Linked DNA regions of Homo sapiens: region 2 is linked to region 1. Evidence: chromatin loops called from intact Hi-C (ENCODE). Cell type or tissue: CD14-positive monocyte. All regions are shown on one strand. Region 1 has its middle 22 kb from the start of CSF2RA. Region 2 has its middle 18 kb from the start of IL3RA.

The links. Hi-C counts contacts between places; a loop is a spot of excess contacts. Peaks named below come from ENCODE experiments on the same cell type or tissue, not always from the same donor. Only the 100,000 strongest peaks of a DNase experiment are listed, where the experiment ranks them.
Region 2: a loop joins it to region 1, with 4 times the contacts of the local background. A loop is called at or near these places in 9 of 110 quality-filtered maps.

Annotation. Positions count from the first base shown.
Region 1 is chrX:1,245,597-1,248,096 of GRCh38, reverse strand. No RefSeq gene overlaps it. Among named protein-coding and RNA genes, the nearest start is that of CSF2RA, 22 kb to the left of the region's middle. In CD14-positive monocyte, a CTCF peak has its summit at 1,157 (motif pointing left); a DNase peak (open chromatin) is centred at 1,146.
Region 2 is chrX:1,317,764-1,320,263 of GRCh38, reverse strand. It overlaps a transcript of CSF2RA not described here. Among named protein-coding and RNA genes, the nearest start is that of IL3RA, 18 kb to the left of the region's middle. In CD14-positive monocyte, a CTCF peak has its summit at 1,354; no DNase peak of the experiment used is centred here; H3K27ac peaks cover 510 bases.

The DNA.
Region 1 (2,500 bases):
CCCCTATCCTCCCCTCCCCTCCCCTCCTCTCCCCTCCTCTCCCCTCCCCTCTCCTCTCTTCTCTTCTCTTCACCCCTCAACTCAACGGGTGGGTAGTACAGGCTGTCTCTTCTCTTCTCTCTCTTTCTTTTTCTTTCTTTCTCTTTCTTTCTTTTCCTTCTTTCTTTCTCTCTCTCTCTCCCTCCCTCCCTCTCTCTCTCTCTCTCTCTCTCTCCTTCCTTCCTTCCTTCCTCCGTCCCTCCCTCCCTTCTTTCTTTCTTGAGATTCTTTTCTTTTCTTTTTTGAGATAGAGTTTTGCTCCTGTTGCCCAGGCTGGAGTACAATGGCGCGATCTCGGCTCACGGCAACCTCCGTCTCCCAGGTTCAAGCGATTCTCCTGCCTCAGCCTCCCGAGTAGCTGGGATTACAGGTGTGCACCACCACGCCCAGCTAATTTTTTGTATTTTTAGTAGAGACGGGGTTTCTCCATGTTGGCCAGGCTGGTCTCGAACTCCTGATCTCTGGTGATCCACCCACCTCAGCCTCCCAAAGTGCTGGGATTACAGGCGTGAGCCACCGCGCCTGGCTCGAATAATTTCTTGCACGACATCCAAGAACCCTCTGTTGAGGTCTGCATTGGGACCCCTTACACTGTGGGTTTTTTTTTTTTTTTTTTTGATGGAGTCTCGCTTTGTTGCTCAGGCTGGAGTGCAGTGGCGCGATCTTGGCTCGCTGCATCCTCTGCTTCCTGAGTTCAATCGATTCTCCTGTCTCAGCCTCCCGAGTAGCTGGGATTACAGGCACCCGCCACCACCCCCGGCTAATTTTTTGTATTTTTAGTACAGACGGGGTTTCACCATGTTGGTCAGGCTGGTCTCGAACTCCTGAGCTTGTGATCCGCCCGCCTGATTTTTTTTTTTTTTTAGAGCACTGTAAGCTCCGCCTCCCTGGTCATGCCATTCTCCTGCCTCAGCCTCCCGGTAGCAGTGACTACAGGCGCCTGCCACCACCCCCGGCTAATTTTTTGTATTTTTAGTAGAGACAGGGTTTCACCATGTTGACCAGGCTGGTCTCGAACTCCTGACCTCGTGATCCGCCCGCCGGATTTTTATTACCGTATTTATTCAAATCCCGGAACCTTAAGCCACGCAATTTCTTTTTGGGGACTCGACTGCCACCTGCTGGCCATGCCTATGTTTGCAGGCGTGCGGTGCCGGGAGAATGAGGCTTGGAGTCCTCATTTGTAGGGTGTGTAGTTTCTTGGGGTGGACAGAACAAACCGAGGGCCTTAAAACAACTGGAATGTATCCTCTCTGAGGCCTGCAGACCAGGAGTCTTGAGATCCAGGTGTCTCAGGACTGTGCTCCCTCTGGAGGCTCTAGGGGAGGGTCCTTCCTGCCTCTCCCAGCTCCTGGGGGCTCCAGGCGTCCCTGGGTTTGTGGCCGCCTCACTGCAGTCTCTGTCACCATCTCCACGTGGCCTCCTCTGTGTCTGTGTCTCCTCTTTGTCTCTTATGGGGTCACCCCTCATTGGATTTAGAGTCCAACTCCAATGCAAGGCGATTTCATTTTGAGATCCTTCCCTTAAACACATCTGCAAAGACCCTATTTCCAAATGAGGTCCTATTCACGGATTCTAAGGTTTAGGACCTGGACATGTCTTTGGGGGATCCCCATTCAACCCACTGCAGTTTGGTTTGGTTCCTTTTAGAAGCTCTAGGGGAGGATCCTTCCTGCCTCTTCGAGCTCCTGGGGGCTCCAGGCGTCCCTGGGACTGTGGCCACCTCACTGCAGTCTCTGCCTCCGTCTCCACGTGGCCTCCTCCCCTGTCTGTGTCTCCTCTTCTGTCTCTTTTTTTTTTTTTTTTTTTTTTGAGATGGAGTCTCACTCTGTCGCCAGGCTGGAGTGCAGTGGCTCGATCTTGACTCACTGCAACCTCCGCCTGCCGGGTTCAAGCGATTCTCCTGCCTCAGCCTCTGGAATAGCTGGAATTACAGGCGCCTGCCACCACGCCCAGCTAATTTTTGTATTTTTAGTAGAGACAGGGTTTCACCATGTTGGCCAGGCTGGTCTCGATCTCCTGGCCTCAGGTGATCCGCCTGCCTCGGGCTCCCAAAGTGCTGGGATTACAAGCGTGAGCCACCGCGCCCGGCCCCTTCTGTCTCTTAGACCTACACTCATGGGATTTATGACTCACCTTAATCAAAAATGATGTCATCTCAATTTACATTTTAATTACATTTCCAAATAAGGTCCCAATATTCACAGAGACTGGAAGTTGGGAACTCAACGTACATTTCACCCCTTAACAAATTATCCTGCTGCATCTCCCATCTTCTGCTTCTTCTGCTCGTCGTCGGCCACGGAAAGGCTGCCCTGGAGCTTTCAAGTTTGCCTGGCTGGAGAGCTCATTAATAACCCGTTTATAGGCTGGGCGCAGTGGCTCACGCCTGTCATCCTAGCACTTTGGGAGGCCAAGGCAGGTGGATCACCTGAGGCCAGGAGTTCGAGACCAGCCTGGC
Region 2 (2,500 bases), 72 kb before region 1:
CTGAGGTCAGGAGTTCGAGACCAGCCTGACCAACATGCTGAAACTCCATCTCTAATAAAAATACAAACAGGCCGGGCGCAGTGGCTCATGCCTGTAATCCCAGCACTTTGGGAGGCCGAGGCAGGTGGATGACGAGGTCAGGAGATCGAGACCATCCTGGCTAACATGGTGAAATCCCGTCTGTACTAAAAATGCAAAAAATTAGCCAGGCGTGGTGGCGGGCACCTGTAGTCCCAGCTACTCGGAAGGCTGAGGCAAGAGAATGGCGTGAACCCAGGAGGCAGAGCTTGCAGTGAGCCGAGATCGTGCCACTGCACTCTGGCCTGGGGGACAGAGCGAGACTCCATCTCAAAACAAACAAACAAACAAACAAACAAACAAATTAGCCAGGCGTGGTGGCACGTGCCTGTAATCCCAGCTACTCGGGAGGGTGAGGTAGGAGAATCGCTTGAACCTGGGAGGCAGAGGTTGCAATGAGCCAAGATTTTGCCCCTGCACTCCAGCCTGGGCGACAGAGTGAGACTCTGTCTAAAAAAAAAAAAAAAAAAACAGCAAAGGCGTGAAGAATGGCTGTAATTCCAGAACTTTGGGAGGCTGAGGCAGGAGGATCACTGGAGCCTAGCAGTCAAGACCAGTCTGGGTAACATAGTGAGATTCCATCTCTACAAAAAACTTGGGCTAGGCATGGTGGCTCATGCCTGTAGACCCATCACTTTGGGAGGCCGAGGAGGGTGGATCGCTTGAGGCCAGAAGTTGGAGACCAGCCTGGGCAACATAGTGAGACCCCGTCTGTACTAAAAATACAAAAATTAGCCGGGTGTGGTGACGTTCAGCTGTGGTCCCAGCTACTTCAGGAGACTGAGAGAGGAGGATCGCTAAGCCGGGGAGTCTGAGGCTACAGTGAGCCATGATCGTGCACTCCAGCCTGGGCAAAGGAGCAAGATGCTGTCTCAAAAATTTAAAAAGGAGGCCGGGCATGGTGGCTCATGTCTACAATCCCAGCACTTTGGGAGGCCGAGCCGGGTGGATCACCTGAGGCCAGGAGTTCAACACCAGCCTGGCCAACATGGTGAAACCCTGTCTTTACTAAAAATACAAAAATTAGCCAGGCGTGGTGGCGGGCACCTGTAATCCCAGCTACTAGGGAGGCTGAGGCAGGAGAATCGCTTGAACCCGGGAGGCGGAGGTTGTAGTGAGCCGAGATCATGCCACTGTACTCCAGCCTGGGTGACAGACCAAGACTCAGTCTCAAAAAATAAATAAAATAAAATAAAATAAAATAAATAAAGGATCATCATCACCAGGGGGCGAAAGGAAGCTTTGCAATTTTCTTTCTTTTTTTTTTTTGAGATGGAGTCTTGCTCTGTAACCCAGGCTGGAGTGCAGTGGCACGATCTCGGCTCACTGCAAGCTCCGCCTCCCGGGTTCACACCATTCTCCTGCCTCAGCCTCCCGAGTAGCTGGGATTACAGGTGCCCGCCACCATGCCAGGCTCATTTTTTGTACTTTTAGTAGAGATGGGGTTTCACCGTGTTAGCCAGGAGGGTCTCGATCTCCTGACCTTGTGATCTGCCTGCCTCGGCCTCCCAAAGTGTTGGGATTACAGGCGTGAGCCACCGCGCCCGGTCAGCTTTGCAATTGTCTTCCCAGACATCTGCAAACCTCTCCAAAGTCTTTTCTATCCTTTCTCTCAGGAGGGGCTATCGGCGGCTCAGGGGGAGTGGGGCAAAGTCCAACGGCCTGGGGGTAAGAGGAGAAGGTGCAACCACCCTTTGGCCAGTGGAGACAAAAGTTCAGCTTCGGCCTGGCGCAGTGGCTCACGCCTGTAATCCCAGCACTTTGGGAGGCCGAGGTGGGCGGATCACGTGAGGTAGAAAGTTCAAGACCAGCCTGGCCAACATGGTGAAACCCCGTCTCTATTAAAAATACAAAATTAGCTGGGTGTGGTGGCGTATGCCTGTAATCCCAGCTACTTGGGAGGCTGAGGCAGGAGAATCACTTGAACCCGGGAAGCAGAGGTAGCAGTGAGCCAAGATCACGCCATTGCACTCCAACCTGGGCAACTAGAATGAAACTCTGTCTCAAAAAAAAAAGTTAAAAAAAAAAAATTAGCCGGGCGTGGTGGCGGGTGCCTGTAGTCCCAGCTACTCGGGAGGCTGAGACAGGAGAATCGCTTGAACCCGGGAAGTGGAGGTTGCAGTGAGCCGAGATCGCTCCACTGCACTCCAGCCTGGGTGACACAGTGAGACTCTGTCTCACAAAAAAAAGAAAAAAAAAGAAAAGAAAAAAATTAGCCAGTCATGGTTGTGCATGCCTGTCATCCAAGCTACTAAGGAGGCCGAGGTGGGAGGATTGTTTAAGCCTGGGATGTTGAGGCTGCCGTGAGCCAAGAGTCGCCACTGCACTCCAGCCTGGGCAAAGGATCTTCCTAGCAATCTCTTACTTTCCCTCAATAGAATTCCTCTTTTCCCACTCCAGGAGAGAAGATCCAAGCCCCATT